2 separate regions of the Mus musculus genome follow, and region 1 is linked to region 2. Evidence: chromatin loops called from intact Hi-C (ENCODE). Cell type or tissue: heart. All regions are shown on one strand. Each heading gives the region's core, and the rest is flanking DNA. Links, peaks and the distances in the headings are about the cores only.

Region 1 (9,104 bases), core at 335-8,334, 130 kb before region 2:
TTCTTTCATCTCCTAGACAGTCGAGTGTGGCAGGCCTCTTGGATGGTCTTCTGTGTCCTCTTCCTCCCCCAAGAGCAGAAGAAAGCTTCATTTCTCTTCGTTATGCAGCCTCTCCTCTCAGGTGGCCTGGGTGCTGCCTAGTACGTCACCCGTGGAGCAGGCTCAGGGTATCTTTGGCTGTGCCCACCACAGTGCCTGGCAGCAGCTGGAAGGAAAAGCTCCACAGACCCTTTTCATCAGCCATGGGGCTGATGGGACAAACCAGCGAGTAACCTTAAACAAAGAAGCAAACAAGTACAATCACAAAACACCAGCTTTCTTATGGCTCATTTAATGATGGAACACTGTCTTAGTACTTGTCTTGTTGCTGCGGAAAAAAAAAAAAAATACTTGGGCAAGCAACTTTAAAGCAGGAGGAGTTTACTCGGCTTACCATGGCAGAGAGGGTGTGGCTGCAGGAACGTTAGGCAGCTGGTTCCAGGGCACCCTGTCAAAAGCACAGAGCAATGGCTCTCGGACCCCAACTCATTTTCCCCTTTTTAGTCAATGTGAGAGCCCACCAAGCCCATGGAATGGTCACCCACATTTAGTGTGTCTTCCCACCCTGGGTGACCCATCCAGATAATCTCTTACAGTCTCACACAGAGACTGGTTACCATGGTGATTGGTGATTCTCAATCCCATTGAGCTGACAATCAAAATTAGCCATTGTAAGGAGCCACTCTGTGTTAGTTCACTTAATTTTAACTTATTTAGAAATTTTCTAAATGGATTGGGAAGGACAGTGGAACAAATCCTCCAATTCTTTTCTCAGGATTCACCACGTGCCCACATGCCCCTCCTACCTCTGCCTTCTCAAGCTCTTGTACCCCCCCCCAATTCACTCATATACAAACATACACACACATACACACTCACTCATACACACATGCCTAAAAATACACGTACACACCTACTCATACACACACATACACACATACCAGATACCACACACTAGAACCATATTACACATATCACACAAATACACACACTAGACACCATTCACACATACCACACAGACAATCATCACACAAATACACACCACACACACCTACACACACACACACACACACACATATATATACACACACACATATATACACACACTAGACACCACACACACATATTACACATACAACATATAATACATACATGTATACATATACTAGATACCATATACTCATATACACATATCACACAGACACATCATATAATATACATACCACACATATACACACATATGCTCACATACACATATACACATACCACACATACATACATACATACCACATATCACACCATACACACATACCCCACATATCACCCACACCACACATACACCGTACATCACACACGTACACACACTATATCACACACACATACACAAATACATACACACCTCTCTCTCTCACTCCCTTGTGTATGTACAAATATACATTCTGATCTTCCTCTTTGGTGGAATAGTCTGTAAGCAGGCACTCTTCCAATGTTGAAGGCAACCCAAGTGGTGTCATGGGAAAGAACGAGGAAATCTGCTTTTCAACAGACTGGGCAGTTAGCACTGGCTTGTGTGAGAAGGTGACATCAGAGTGCTTCCGTGTGTACAGGCGGCAGTTAGCAGCGTCCATGTCTGTAGCAAAAGGAAAGGCGCTGTCCTGAGACAGAGCCACTGTCTTCCGAATGCTCACTCAGCTTTGCCATATTTGGGGCTTTGGCCTGTGTGAGTCCTCTATGGTTCTGAACTAACCTCATTTATTACTACCTTAGCCTCTCGGGGGCTGTCTTTGAAAAAGTGCCTTTCATTTTGCATGCATTCTCTAGCAGGTTTATTAATGTGCAAAGAGGCAGGGGCTTGTGCAGATCCGGGAAATGTTTAGTCAGCAGGGCCTCCCGGCCCTGTGAAATGCTTACAAGAGCTAAGCGACCTGGGATGACAAACAGACACACTTTTGCATATTAATAGCTGTGGCTTAATGTTGTAATTGTACTGAGGAATTCTGTACATCCACATATAGAGGGAAGTACAGGCCGTACCAAGTAGCCAGAACCTCAGCTCCTTCTACTGTGTAATGGAGGGTTTTGTTGAGTTTAGAGACCACTGGAAGGCCCCCACTGAGGCACTTTGGTGACTGCATGCTTTCTGATCTATTTAGATGCATATGTGGCTCAAGTGAAAGACACACACACCCTAGACCAGCAGGAGACAGGCACTTTCAGGCCCATTAGGCACTTTGTTGACTAAACAGTGGGGGAGTTGTGCAAGACAAACATTGCATACTGGTGTGAGGTAGAAATAACAACAGCTCACTCCAGACTGAGGTAATCTGAAACGTGAACCAATGATGTTACAAGATTCGGGGTGCTATGGAAGTGATGGGTAACCCCTAACAAACCCAGGTACTGTATGGGTTTGGCTTTTAAGTCCTCCCCATCTAGGCTCTGTAAAACCACTCTGGGGTTGCTCATCACTCTGACAGGTGGTGCTGTCGCTGAGGATAGGCACATGGCGGGTCTGTGGAGTGGGGAGGTGCAGGGAATGGCAGACTGCCGCTTGGTGCAGTCCTGCTTCTAGTTACTGACTGCATCTGGGCTCTCTGGCGCTGGCCTTTGCTGTCAGGAATGGTCCATCGATACCTTGAGATAGAAGTATTTAAGCCTGGGTTTCAGCAGGGTGTGATCAAGCATGGTTTCTCACAGGAAGCCCCCTAGCATGCTGCAAAGCATGTGGTTACACACGCGCATGCACATGCGCACACACACTTTCCAGAGCACTGGTAGGGGCTGCTGAGCCCCTGTACCAAGAAGAGACTCCCCAGGGAGGGGGAGACTCCAGGGCTAACTGGCTGTCTGAGAGGCAAAGAGGCTGAGAGGATTGTGAAGAGGCCCAAAAGACATGTGTTTTATACCGTGGTGACAGCGGTCACTGGGGGGCTTTCAGTGGATCAGTTTCTGTGACACCTGAGGAAGCAGGCACAGAAAAGAGGCCTCTGCTCATCCATGAGGTGTCGCAGTGACTTAGTTCTTAGTCACTCTGCAGTGAGTGTGGAATCAGGCTGGGCTCATCCAACATTCAGCAGGATCCTACCCTGGGACCTGAAGGGGACGTGGGGGCAGTTAGGGAGGTCAGAATGACTTTGCAAAGAAGGATTTATGTCTAAACTATTAGGTTGGAAGAGAATCTGTCCCCATGGGGATGAAAGTGACTAATGTCCGGCTGGTCTTTGAATCATCACTCATAGTCAGTACGCGGCAGCGGGCACCTCTGGGTTCTAAGTGCAGAGTATTTAGCAGTGAACAGGGCAGGAGAGCACTGTTCTCCTGGGACTTCTGTTCTGTGGGTGGAGGTAAGTCACGTGGTAAGCCAGCGAGCCCCAGAGGAGCACAGGGCCATTTAGAAACAGTCTTCCAAAGAAAACAAGCCTTGTGATGGCTCAGAGTAGTGTTGTGGAATTAAGATATGACGCCATTTTCAAATTCTGGCATCAGGGATGTGCTTGCTTAGCATATATGGAGTTTGCTAAGCCAGGTGTGGTGCAGCCTGCAACCCCACCTCCGGGGGAGCGGGGAGCTGGCAGAGGAGTAAAAGCTAGCCTTGGCTCCAGTGAACATCAGAAAACAAGGGACAGTTCTTACCACGAATGCATTTTGCCTTTTATTTATTGTTGGCATGCCCACAAATCCGAGCTATTGTTATTTTGACCGTTGTTTAGCAGTGCGGCAGACAATTTTCAGACAAGGGGTACGGCTTAGCAGGAGGACCTTCCCGCCCAGGACTCAGGGTGCTAGCCTCAAAACCGCAGAAACAAACAAAAATAACAACTACCACCCCTTTCAGATTCTCTTTTATTTTCCCTTTTACCAGTCTTACTGAGGGTGCTCAAAGGGGGAGACCCCAAAGACAGGCTACAAGAGCTAACCATGGAAAGATCTCTGTAGCTCCAAAACCCATGGAAAAATGTTTTGGGGTTTCCGGAGCCCCATTTTATCGGGACCTCACTTCCCACTCAGGAACCTTGGTGTTGTAGATTACTGCTTCCCAACCCCTCTCCTTAACTACAGGAAGGAACCCTGCCAACCACATGTCTCCCACTGGGAAAAATAATTGGCCCAGGGAGAAGGGCTATTTTTAGCATTATTTCAACTCAGGTTTAAACTGTTAGTTCATAGAATATGGTAGCTATTAATTTAAGATGTGAAGATACAGTTACTAAGCGTAGCTCCCTCCCACTCATTTGGAGTCTTTTGGCTGGGTGAAATGCTACTTATTGAATGGAGTGCAAGTTCCTTCTATCTGAAGGTTTCAGGTGCAGCCTAAATCCAGCAATGGCTTGGGAGCAATTGAAACATACTAGTGTGTGTGTGTGTGTGTGTGTAAGGGATGGGAGAATGAATTAGGATTCTAGGAAGGTATGATAAAAGGTGAGAGCAAATACAAGGCCAATGTTTTAAAACCAACCTTCTTGCCCCTGTATGTAGAAGCGTGATAGGAATACATATTCTCTGGAGCTGGTTTAAAAGAAGAGAAGAAGCCATTTAAAATCTCGCATCTCACTCTCTTTTGCTATACATCCATTTCATATATGCAATTTTACTCCTTTTTCCTACTTTCTTGATTTCTTTTTCTTTTTCTCTTTCTTAATCTCCCCCCCCCCCCCCAGACAGGGTTTCTCTGTGTAGCCCTGGATGTCCTGGAACTCACTTTGTAGATCAGGCTGGCCTTGAACTTAGAAATCTGCCTGCCTCATGCCACCACTGCCTAGCTACTTTCTTGATTTCTTAAAGTTTTTTGTTGTTGTTGTTGTTGTTGAGAAATTAAGGGTTGGGCATATAATATTTTTACTTGATAAATGTTCTGTTGTAATTTTCTTTTCTTTCTTTTTTCCTTAATGGGGCCGTGTATCTTGCCACATTGCCAAGGTATATCTTGAAATTGAGCCTCCCACCACTTGGTAGCTGGGGTATAAACAGAGGAGCCGCCATGCCTGGCTTTCTTCTGTCACTTTTTACCCTTTTACAGAACTCTCTATTGCAGAGTTCCCTTTGCTTCTTCCCAAGAAAGGCTGAGATGAGGCTGTTTTGGCATACATGTCTATGGAAATATCGAATTTTCACAAGAGAAATGGTTAAACGTTAAATGATTTACTGGGTCCAGCAGTAGAGCATTTCTTAGGGTGTTTGGTACACACTGCCAAGTTACTCTCCCCAAACAGCACAATCTCACATTCTCAGTCGCTGCCCAACTCATGCTGGGGTTTATACTTCCAATGAATTATTAATCTGATAGATGATAGACATGCCATTTCATTGTGAGACCTTAAGATAAGGAAGACAGGGTGGTGCAGGAAAACTCTACTTGCTTTAGTTTCTTCAAGTCCTTGTCTGGTTAAGAGCAAAGATCCTTGTTTAGCTGAGAATAAATATTTTTTCTGAGAACTGCTCAGTTTAATGGTTCACAGGTGGATTGTCTGTCTGTCTGTCTGTCTGTCCGTCTGCCTCCTTTTCCTCCTATTCCCTCCGTCCCTCATTGGAGCTACAGTAGGTATTAGGTTTATGATTGATAGCTCTTAATGCTGAATCCTCGACTCTATCAGTGAACTCCAGAGCTTTGTTGTAACTTCAAGTCCCGTGATCTGTCATTTGTCACTGAGAGAGGATGGCCCACTCAAGAAGGCTCTTCTCCTTAGTGCCTTTGTTCATGATTCAGAAATAACACCTGCGTCCTGACATTATCACTACCGCCTGAATGTGTTTTAGACCTCTTATGGAGTCTTCACAGTGCAAGAGTTCCCTGTGATATCACCTAAGTGCCAAGGCTTAGGGGTCACTGTGTTTCTGTTTCCTTCTTCAAGAGAGCTAGTACCTACCATTGCTGACATTTTTTATTTGGATCTCAGGACTTTCTTTTTATTTTCTTCTCTTCTTCTTTCTTTCTTCCTTCCTTCCTTCCTTCCTTCCTTCCTTCCTTCCTTCCTTCCTTCCTTTCTCCTCCTCCTCCTCTTCCTCCTCCTCCCCCTCCCCCTCCCCCTCCTCCTTCTCCTCCTTCTGGTATCAGGTACTGAGCTCAGGCATGCTAAGCAGGCTCTCTACCATTGACAAACATTACTTTTAATCTCAGGGCTTTCTTTCTATTGTTAATATTTGTGTCAGTATACAGGACAAATGCTTTTATTCTGTGGGTAATACAAGTAAATCTTAAAGTGTTTGGATAACTTCCTTGAGATGACTTGAGATGACAGAACTAGGAATAGACAATGCTGGAAACTGAACTGATTCCAGAACACTTGTTCAAACGTCCCGAGTCCCAGATCTTTAAGAACTGGAAGGAAACACCAGAATAATATTAAAGTAATACTTATCAATTTTCAGCAGTTGGGGAGATGGGTCAGTCAGTAGAACTTTTGCTATTTTCGAGTTTTTTCACTTGGGCCTTCATTCTTGTTTAGCTTCTTTGAGTCTCTGAAGTATAGCATGGGTATCCTGTATCTTATGGCTAATATTCACTTATAAGTGAGTACATACCTTGTGTGTCCCTTTTGGGATTGGGTTACCTCACTCAGGATGGTATTCTCTAGTTCCATCCATCTGCCTGCAAAATTCACGATGTCTTTATTTTTAATAGCTGAATAGTATTCCATTGTGTAGATGTACCACATTTTCTTCATCCATTCTTCAGTTGAGGGGCATCTAGGTTGTTTCCAGTTTCTGAGTATTACAAATAAAGCTGCTATGAACATAGTTGACCAAGTATCTTTCTGGTGTGTTGGAACATCTTTTGGATATATGCCCAGGGGGCCCCCACCCACTTGGAGAAGGGGGAGAGGGATGGGGAAAGGATTGTAGGAAGAGGTGACTGGGAGTGGGGCAGTGAGCTGGATACAAAGTGACTAAGTAAAAAATAATTAAATTTAAAAATTAAAAAACCCACTTTACCCTCATATATGTAATTGCAAATAGCAGGGTAGACTCTGAAGCCGTATCACATGCCTCCATTAAAGTCTTGACTCTGTCTCATTAGCTCTCAGTCCTAATTCAAGTGAAATAACAATTGCTTGATGATTCAGTCTACTCATCAGTATAATGGGAGAAATGTGTTTACTAAGTTTAATCTAATATATGAAATAAATGTAATCTTCTAGAAAAAAAAAACAAACTTTTTTTGCTGTGTAAACATGAGGGCTTGAGTTCAATCTCCCAGCATCCATATAAGAAAAACATATCTGAGTGTAGCAGTATGTACCTACAATCCTAGCACTAGGGGTGGTGGAGATAAGAGGGGATCCCTGGGGGCTTGCTGGCCAGGCAGTCTAGCCAGATCTGCCAGCTCCTGTTTCATTCAGATAAGGTGGAGAACAGCTTGGGCAGACAACAGATGTTGACCTCTGGCCTCTACGTGTAAGTGCATTTATGTGCATATGCACCTGCCTACACACAGATGTGTATATACATACCTACAAACACCCCTGGCCAATGTATAGTTCCAGCCCAGAGAGTCTATCTGCTTGCTCTAAGAGAGAGAGGCTGGAGCAATGAAGTGAATTAGAATCCTGACCACACCTTCCAAGGGAATTGTGCTTGAGCCTCTAAGCAGTTAAAAGAAAGAAATCAAAGTTGGCCTTGGACAAAGTTGGAAGACTGACTGGATGAGACGAGCTCCTGTGGATGGAGAGCCAAACAGCATGAGGAGAAAGTGTGATGGGGAGAGCCATAAACAGGGAAAGTTGCCTGAGAATGTTCAGAGGCTGGAAGTCACATGGTTCACCCAAGGCACAGTGTGGGCAGGACAGAGGGAGTGTTCCCCATTTGGAGGCTGTGTGTATTAGTATTCAGGGTAACCAGGAAGAGAATGGGGACCATAAGCAATTAGCCAGCGGGGAAGCAAATGGATGGTGGTGAGGTGGGTGGCCGCACCCTACTTGTCTGTCCTTTTAATAAGTAAAATGATGGCATAATTTCACCCATTCATTGAATGCTTATGCAATTAGGGTCCTGCTGCTGATAAAAGCTTCCAGAGATTTTAGTGCACCAGGCAAACAGAATTATGGTGTTTACTTTAAAAATCAAACTTGTTCTCTTTCAGGGACTTAATTGTATTTAAATGCTCAATTTTTATGTTTACTGGTTCTGCATTTTTCTTGCATAGATTAGGATCCAATTTAAATATATATATAGTTTGGCTGTAGAAAACATGGCCTGACAGACCGTGTTTTTATGTGGAATTGCAGAGTTTTGTAAGGATGAGAGTGTTACAGCCCTCACCCAAACCATATTGTCTTTAAAGCAGTAGATGAAATATAAGATGTTCCTTTTAACAGTTCCAGAAATTCTATCGATATAGTTTTAAAATTTTGGTAAAAGATATATTACAGACGTTACCATCTTAACTCTTTTTTTTGAGATGGAGTCTCACTATGTAGACTGGCTGGTCTAGAACTTTCTATGTAGATCAGGCTGGCTTCAAACCTGCAGAGATCCACCTGCCGTTGCCTCCCAAGTACTATGATCAAAGGTGTGTTTCTCTCAAGCCCTGCTCAACGTAACCATTTAAAATTTATTTAATTTAATTATTTTTGAAATTAAAATGTAATTGCAGAACTTTCCCCTTTTTCTTTTTCTCCTCCCAGCTCTCCCTGTGTATCCTCCCTTGCTTCCTATCAAATGCATGGCTTCTATTATTTAATAGTTAATGCAGATACACAGACACACACACACACACACACACACACAGACACACACACACAGACACACACACAGAGACACAGAGACACACACACACAGACACACAGACACACACACACAGACACACACACACACAGACACACATACACAGACACACACACAGACACACACACACACAGACACACACACACACAGACACACACACACACAGACACACATACACAGACACACACACAGACACACACACAGACACATACACACACAGACACACACACACATAGACACACACACACAGACACACACAGACACACACACACACAGACACACACAGACACAGACACACACAGACACACACACACAGACACACACACACACACACAGACACACAC
Region 2 (9,104 bases), core at 439-8,438:
AAAACCCAGGCAAGCTAGTTTGGGCCAGTGTAGAAACAAATGTGCCAGCACTGCAGAGCAATTGACTTGATTCTTAAAATCTCCTTGAACTGGGGGATTTCGTGACGCTCTGATTCCCCTGGAGGCAAAGACTGGAGACCCATAGTGGCCTTCTTGTCCTGTCTTCAGTAGGTGGGACCTTTCAGCTCTATCTAACTTGATAACTTTCATGGTTATTTTTCACTTAAAGGACTGAAAATTGTCTACAGCGTCTGATTTTTTTTTTAAAAGGAATTTGGGGAAGGACATAATGAATTATTCAGAGACGTCAAGTTGCATCAAGACAGACATCTTGATACAAATTACGATTCTAAAATTGTTAGTAATCTGTTTTATTCATGCACTCTACTTACAATAGAAGGCTTGCTGCTGACAGTTCTTAGATCACTCATGATCCCACATCCCACGGTGCTCTTTGAATGGGTGCTAAATCTGGTGGGGGGCTGGGCGGGGTGACATCTAATGGATGCTGTGAATCTTAACTTTCCTGGGAAAAGGTTACTCATTAGGACTTACAAATGATGTATTCAATATCTCCATTGATGCAATTGCTTTCTCTTGGAACAGGTACCAAAATACAGTTTGTGTTCTATATGGGGTGGAGTCTTTTCAGAACAATTTTAGCACAAATACTTCCTTTGGGGTTTTAGTATAACTCCTTCTTTTGTAGTTGAAGCTGTAGACAGTTTGTTCAGAAGATATAATGGCTCTTCTGCCGATCCTTTGAAAACACACAAATCTTTTTCTGGTTTCATTTTGATTTTCTTTTTAATGAGTGTGAGTTCCCCCTTGACAGTTTTTCTGCAGGCCTGAGAGAAAGCGTCAACCAGAGAGGGTGCTTGGACTCAGGTGTAGTAGAGGTACCACTAGATAGAGCATCAGATCACATCCCATCACCTGCCTGCCACTCAGGGCCAGGCTATCATTCCTGAGCAGTCCAGATGCTACTGGTACCTGGGGTGCCTCATGATGCATCTGCTGCCTCTAAATAAAACCCATATTTAGGAACATCAGAACTCTTGCCAATATGACAACAGCTGCATATTCAGGAATCCTTACAGAACATGATAGAACCCCAAACTGATAGATCTGGGAACAAGGCTAATGGTTCATCCATGCACCAGGTATATACAGACAACTATATAAAGAGCACTCTGAAGGCACCAGGACACTAGTGGTCTTTCCGTCCTGGGAGGTTGCTCTAGTTGAAGAAACTGATAGTGAACACGTACCCAAATGACGGCTTTTGTTTTTCCCAGACAGGGTCTTATGTATCCAATGTTGTCTTCAAACTTGCTGTGTAGCCAAGTATTACCTTGAATTTCTGATCCTCCTGTGTCTACCTCTAAAGTGCTGGGATTATACTCTCAGGGGACAGTGCCACTAAACCCAGTTTTATACAGTGCTGGGGATCAAACTCAGAGCTCCACGTGCTAGGTATTAGTTGAGTTATAGCCACAGCCCAACACAAACATTTTTATCTAAAGTAATTCTGGATGTGAGGTAGGAAAAATAACAACAAAACAAGCAAATTCCCAGGTAGATAGGGAGAAAAGAGGGGCCTCTCTTCTTTTAGATCTTGAGGGATGACTTTGCTAGGATGGAAATTTTACCCCGAGACTCTTCAGGATATGTATAGACTCAGTCTAGACAGAAACAGAGAGTAATGCAGAGAAAAGGACTATCGTGGGCAAAGAGAGCAAGGTGCAGGCTGAGACAGGTGAGCTGGGCAGCAGAGAGTGGTGAGTGGGTTTGATGAGTGCTGAGCGATTTATTCAGACTGAATGGTAGAGGGGAGCCAGTTGTCAGAAGAGGGGACAAAGTACCCAGTGGGCATGAGGGTCTGAGACTAGCCGTTGCCACGTGCTATCGCTTGAGTCACGGATGACAGAGGCCACACTGAGTGTAAAACATGAAGCATGGCAGAACAGAAAGGTCTGTGGGAAGGAGCAGCCTCATGTCCTGAGTAGTCACCTCAGCTTCTGGGTGGCTCAGCACAGCAACCCTTGGGATGAACCTGCTCTGTAATTAGTGTCTGAGGCTGATGTAGTGAAGGCTGGGCATATAGGTCCACTCGGGGCACAGTGCAGCAGGGATTGTGAGAAGAGAAAGCCCCAAGAACTCTGAGCGGGAGTCTCTCCATGACAGTGCCCTATATTTGGCATTTAAACAGGTGTAGTGCCTGTCCTCCAGGCTTGGGGGCCGCATTCCAGTTGATTCACATTCTTGTATCTGTCTCAGCTTCTGCCATGGGACATGGGAGATCTGAGTAGAGGAATCTGTGACTCAGAGATGGTCAGAGAGAGGCTGAGCCATAGAAGCCCTCTAGCATCTTATCTTGGAACAACAACAACAACAACAACAACAGACTCAGAGAGTTACAGGCTCATACAAAGACACATAGCATGCCTGAACAGCTGGGCTTGGGAGAAGCCTGCCACGTTTACAGAGAGTTTTGAGTGATACTTTCATAGGTCTTCATTAAATCCTGTAGGGTCCAAGTTTTAAAAATCCTTTCAGAATCAATGTATTTAAGGATTAAGCCCATCAAAACCCCAGGACTATTTCAAGTAAACAGCTTACAAGTGGAATCTCAATGTCGCCCAGATAATTTCCTTTGTATGTGCACTGTGGTAATTGGGCTCCTGTCTCTCCAGTGAAAAGCCAAACAGTTTCAGATCTAATGAGTCCTGGCCACTAGGGCAGATAGATTTCGGAATTCTCTATTTATAGCATCTTCCAGTGTCACTTGCACCTTTTCTTTAATCAGCACTGAGCTGTCATGCAGCCCACAGGAGCCTTGAGCATACAGATGAGCAAGCTGGGGTGTCTGTGCCAACAATTCGGGGTGCAGGTTGGAGCTGAAGGCTTAGTGTGGGATGTTGGCTTCTCTGCAGAAACAATGCTTTCTCCAGACCAACATTGGATCAAGCCTTAGAAATTGTTGAGTGCACTTGGCAGAATTGAATGATCTCTCTCTCTCTCTCTCTCTCTCTCTCTCTGTCCCTCCCTCCCTCCCTCCCTTCCTCCCTCCCTCCCTCCCTTCCTCCCTCCCTCCCTCCTTCCCTCTCTTGACCTGCAGAAGTTTTGACATTCTGTGTGCCAGGGAGAGTTAAAATGATCCAGACAGGGCTGCAAAAACCCCGTCCAGGAGGATTTCGCTGAGCTCAGAGATCAGGAAAACAAGCAAGGAAGAATGTGGTTTAAAATGGAAAATAGGAATTAAAACAGAGGCCAATCCTGACGGATCCTAAAGCCTAGTCCACTTAGGAAAGCAAGAGTGTTTTTCAAGCCTGCCACCAGCGTGTTAGTGAGAAGGGGTAGGTTACATGTGAGCTTTGCTGAGTTGGGAGGCAGAGCAGTCAGACAGGAAAGGCTCTGGACCAGGACTCTGTGGTCTTGAGTTGGCTGCAAGCCACTGAGTCTCCCAGAGCCTCAATTGCCTTACCTGTTAGCTGGGAACAATAGCAGTCTGTCTCTGAGTGCTGATGTGATGAGTGGATCAAAGGAGATGAGGCACGAAGACAGAAGTTTGTAAGCCAGGCACTTCATTCAGAGATGTGTTTCTTCCCAAATTTGAAGGCCACTCTACACATTCAGATAACCTGGAGTCTTAGAGATGTTACCAGCCTCTCCTAGGACATTTTTCATTCATTATTCTGAATTTTGCAAAGCCCTTGCTTGTCATTTAGCTGGGCAAGCCCTGCTGCAGTCTCAGTCCTCACCAGTGGGGGGTGCCGACCTGAATGGAGTAGAGATCACCAGGTGGCCCAGGTCAGTTGCCTTGATTAGGTCTGTGTGTCCTCCCTCTCTGCTTACTTCTCTCCCCCTCCCCAGGTTTTTCCTGGAATTTTTCCTTTTAATGTCAACTCAGCTGCAGCCTGCTGGGGTTTGGTGAACAAATGACTGTCTGAGATTCAGAGGAACTATTGTTCACAAAACATACCATTTTGCATGATTTTTTAATTCTGTTACATTAAACTGACACGATCAATCTGGTGGGGAGGGAGCAGGGTAGATGCTCAGGGAAGAGCATCTTCATGTTCATCTTAATTCAGTCAAGATTAGTGAGAGACCGTGTGGTTAGGAACTGAACAGGAATTGAAGTACAGAACTCAGCAGACACACAGGGTATCTTAATGCATGTAGACTGTCATCCTCTGTGTCCTAGTGTGGAACTGACAGGGTGGGGGTTCAGCACTGCTTTAAGTCAACAGGCAGAGTCACTTTTGACCCTTAAAGCTGGGTTAGCCCACTTCTGATGTGTGTGTGTGTGTGTGTGTGTGTGTATGTGTGTGTATATGTGTGTGTGTATGTGTGTGCTATGTGTGTGTCTGTTGCATGTCTGTGTATATGTGTGTGCCATGTGTGTGTCTGTTGCATGTCTGTGTGTCTGTATGTGTATGTGTGTGTTGTGTGTGTCTGTGTGTGTCTGTGTGTGTCTGTGTGTATGTGTGTGTATGTGTGTGTGTCTGTGTGTCTGTATGTGTATGTGTGTGTTGTGTGTGTCTGTGTATATGTGTGTGTATGTGTGTGTGTCTGTGTGTATGTGTGTGTGTCTGTGTATCTGTGTATCTGTGTGTGTTGTGTGTGTTTGAGACAGAGACTTACTCTGGATTCAAACTGCCTTAGTCTTCCAGTGCTGACCATTCAGGAATATGCCACCATGCCTGGCTAGCCCCACATTTCAATGGTGTCGCCTAAAATGACTGTCCCCTAGTCTAAGCAGAATGTCTTTGCCTTGTGATTTTGAGTGTGTCATTCATACTAAGGGGCAGTGCCTCTTAAAAGGAAGATGCAGGAGTATGGGGGCTTTCCAGGGTTACGGAAAGCCCTGAGCTTAAACTCCAGCACAAAAGGAGAAAGAGGAGGAGAAAAAGAATGTGAAATTCCACCTCCAAGTCTGAAAGAGGGGAAAGGAGAAACCCAAGAGATACTCTGCTGACAGCAGACAAAAGGTAGGAGCAAGCCAGGTGGCCACAGACAAGTAAATGGACAAACAAAATGAGGTCTGCTCATGCAGAGAAGTCTCACCCAGACATTAATTCTGGCACATGGATCAAGAAAGTTGACTCAGTGGATTAGAGTGTTTGCAGCTGTACCCACATAAAAACACTGTCATGCGCACTTAAGTATCTGTAAACCCAGTGATGTGCAGAAGTAGGGGAAACCAGAAACAGGAGCCAAGCTTCAGGTTCAACAAGAGGCCCTAGCTCGAAGAAATATGCAGAGAGTGATGGAGCCAAATACCTGACATCCTTCTCTGTCTGTCCTCATATAGGCATGCATGTATGAGCACCTGCACATACGTGTGTACACACATATACCATAGGCACATGCTCCCTAACACAAAAATCTAACGATGGCACAAGATGAGTGGTCCTTGAGGGCAAATGCTAGATGGAAAACCAAGTCACAAAAGGACACCTGCTGTGTGGCTTTCATCATGGTACACTTAAGAGTAGTTAGGAGTAGTTGCTAGGGCCCTGGAGGATTGAGAAATAAATTAGTGTTTCAATGGTACAACATTTCAGTTTGGGGCAATGAAAGGATACAGAGATGGATGGTGGTGATGTTTATAGAGCAATGTGAACATGCCCGGGGCCCAGAGCTGTGCACTTGAAAACAATTAAAATACCAAGTTTCCTGTATGCTTTACAGGAATAAAACAAGTTCTAAGTAAAATGAGACACTAGGTACCTGTAGGTCTTCCTTGCCCTACTACTGCCTACAAACACTGGTGACCCCTGTCTTCAGTACTTTGGCCAAGATGGCAGCCAGTGCTTCTTCCTTCCTCTGTGGAGGTAGGAAGAGTAGCAATTACCAAGGTCTATCCTGGACAGCCTGGAGAAGGCCTGGACTGAAGCTTCAAGTGTGGCAGGAACCAGTTGGAAGAACACTAAGTGGCCTCTCCACCCTTTCCCAGTCAGTACCTGTGTCTTCCTAGGTTCCATGTCTCCTGTGCCATCTGTCATAACAGCTGGTGTTCCCCAGTGCCAGTATATATGATGTGAATGGTTATACACCATGCCCTATGAGAAAGGCTTTATAAAGTGGAACAACACTTAAGAATTCTTTGGTCCCCACAGAAGAGAGAACCACACTGAGGATGAAGAAGACAGTTGTCCAAGGCTGTCAGACCAGACCCAACAGGGCACCTCCTATCTGGGAATCAGTGACTGGCACATGGTCATCTTAAACATATGTTCTCCATGGGCAGAGTAAGCAGCTAAGAGTTAGATTAGTAAATTTGCATGTAAAAATAAGCTATGGTTTTAACTGTTAACTGTATTATGTATTAGTAAATTTGCATGTAAAAATAAGCTATGGTTTTAACTGTTAACTGTATTATGTATCTCTGTGCGTGTGTGTGTGTGTGTGTGTGTGTGTGTGTGTGTGTGTGTGTACACATGTGTGCAGGTTCCTAGAGAGTTTAGAAGTGGGCATTGGATGCCCCAAAGCTAGAGTTACAGGTAGTTTTGAGCCACCTGATATGGGCCCTGGGAACCAAACCCAGGTCCTCTGAAAGAACAGCAAATATTCTTAAGCACTAAGCCATCTACCTCTTCAGCCCCCAAGTTTGTGATTTTAAAATCAGACCAGAATAGTGGCCTTTCTCTATGAAGGCTGGAAGCACCCATGATTATAGCAACCAGTCCATCCAATGAAAAATTTTAAACAATTATTCTTTAGAGGTATTGATTTGGGGTCACAGGAAAACGTATTCATATGCCTGTCCTACACCCCCATACTTGAACCATCTACCCTGTTATGAACACCTTGCATTGCTTAATGTGGAACATTTGTTACAGCTTAGCAATGATCAGTAAACAGCTCTAGCTAATGTTCACACCCATCACTGTGCATGCAGTGGGTTGTGAAACAGATGTGAAGACATGGAGCCATCTTACACATCACTATAGGTTGTTGCTGCTGCTCTGGAGAACCCAGTTCACGTTTTCAACATTTCCTCTGTCCAAGCTGTGATCCCTTCACGACCGGGCTCATTTCACCGATTCCAGAATGTCTTACGGTGGAATGTCAAAATGTGTGTAGACTTTTCAGGTTGCCTGCTCTCATGGAGGAGTGTGCAGTTAGGGTTCTCCCATCTCTCCATCTCCCATCACTTGTTTGTCTCATGAATAATAGTCTAGTCCTTCACCTTGGTTGTTTCCAGGCTCGGTTAGCTTTAAGATTTCCATTTTCAGGGTTGGAAAGACAGCACAGCAGTTAAGAGCACATGTTGCTCTTGCAGACTATGTGAGTCCAGTTCTCAGGGAATTCAGTTCTTCATACCTGTCAGGTGGATCATAACTCCCTGTAACTCCAGGTCAAGGGGATCCCACACTCTTCTGGCCTCCTCATATCTACAAAGCCATTCTCTCTCTCTCTCTCCCTCTCTCTCTCTCTCTCTCTCTCTCTCTCTCTCTCTCTCTCTCACACACACACACACACACACACACACACACACACACACAGTGTGACTTGGAGACCACCCTGGTCTACATAGCACCTTCCGGGCCAGCCATGGCTATCCAGTGAAACTCTTATCTCAAAATAAACAAAGAGTAACCAACTCTTGGGCTATATTATCTGTTACAGAAGTCATGGGCCCCATGAGGCTACTGAGCAGTATGTAGGTGCCTGTTCCAAATGCAGATGTTCAAACTAACTGTGAAATGCACATATTGGATATTTCCCAGTGTATGTTCATCGAAAAAGTTCCCAGAAATGAAAGAGCATGAAATACTGTTTATTACACATCACATTGATTATGTATGGAAGGGATTGGATTTTAGATTTACGAGATGAAATAAAACATGGTGTTAAAATGAGTTATGTTGATTTCTTTTACTTTTAAAAATGAGGCTACTAGGAAAAGTAAAATTATCTGTGCGGTCTCCAGTATTGTTCTCCAGGGCAGGGCTACCATAGAACAAAAGGAAATGTCCCTTTAACTATGGGCACATCGATTTATCGGGCACCTGCTGTATATGAGCACTGCTTAGGCAGCAGAGACAAGTCACTGACTGAAAGAGCCATGGTCTTGTGGGATTTAGTACTTGATAGGTTTGAAAACATTGGGTTTGTTTTTTCATGAATCCTGCACTCCTTTAAGAAGAGTGGTATTCCCATACAGAGGAAAGAGGCTGAGGAGGTGACCCCAGCATTTCTCAGATATGCAGCTTCAGACACATTCTTAACCTTTTATCTTTAGTGTCCTACTTGTAGACTGGGGATAAATAATCCCCTTCTCATGATGTTTGTTGCTCATACACTTGGAACAGAGGAAGCAGTCCGTGTAGATTCCATAAAATCGCTCAGCAGTTTTAGAGTCCTGTCTCCAAGCCACATCTCCAAAGCCAAGGGCACTGTTGCAGTTATCTGCGGATGCAAGGCTCTGGGCATGGGGGACTTGGTCTGGGGTTCACTCTGCCTTGTAAGTTCTCATTTCTAAGTCTTTACCTTTGCCTGTCTCTTGCCAGCAATGCCCCCGAGACACGCTTTCTGGCACACCCACCTCGCCTCTTGCTGAGTTCTAGTTGACTCCAGTGCAAGTCTTAAGCCAAAATATCAATGGTCGCTTCTCAGTTTTAACGTGGGGGGTCCCGTCTAGAGAGCCCCTGCTATAGCTGAGAACTGGAAATACCCATGGGTAGCTCCTCCTTCAAGCTCCGAGGTCTCTCTCTGCATGGGGCTGATACTTCTGTGGGTCTCTAATGACTGCACATGTTAAACAGTAGAGAGGATGCACTGAGATCATGCTGATAAAACACACTAACTAGTTAGAGCTCTTGGGATCTCCAATTCCACGTTCTCTGCTCCCCTCCTTTGGTACAAGGCACAGCAGAACATAGACACTCCAGGAACCTGTTTGCTGTCTCCTGCTCAGCCTTGCTGATCGCCCACTCTTCTATCCACCAAGCCTATGCATTTTTAATGTTTTCTGAAACTGCCCTGGAAACTAGACCTTGAGTAGCACAGCCCCCACCCTGAAGCGGCTTACTGATCACACTAGTGAGCGATAAGATACTGGAGCTGGAAGAAGAGCCCTCAGCTAAGTC

Evidence for each region. Hi-C counts contacts between places; a loop is a spot of excess contacts. Peaks named below come from ENCODE experiments on the same cell type or tissue, not always from the same donor. Only the 100,000 strongest peaks of a DNase experiment are listed, where the experiment ranks them.
Region 1: it touches region 2 in a loop (2.2-fold over the local background); 3 of 42 quality-filtered maps call a loop at or near these places.

What each region holds. Positions count from the first base shown.
Region 1 is chr11:108,262,294-108,271,397 of GRCm38, reverse strand. All of the region lies in intron 2 of Prkca (protein kinase C, alpha), which reads left to right. Among named protein-coding and RNA genes, the nearest start is that of Prkca, 77 kb to the left of the region's middle. In heart, for the core only: no CTCF peak of the experiment used is centred there; a DNase peak (open chromatin) is centred at 3,337; H3K27ac peaks cover 2,615 bases.
Region 2 is chr11:108,130,260-108,139,363 of GRCm38, reverse strand. All of the region lies in intron 3 of Prkca (protein kinase C, alpha), which reads left to right. Among named protein-coding and RNA genes, the nearest start is that of Gm51922, 22 kb to the right of the region's middle. In heart, for the core only: CTCF peaks have their summits at 2,742 and 3,732 (motif pointing right); no DNase peak of the experiment used is centred there; H3K27ac peaks cover 1,236 bases.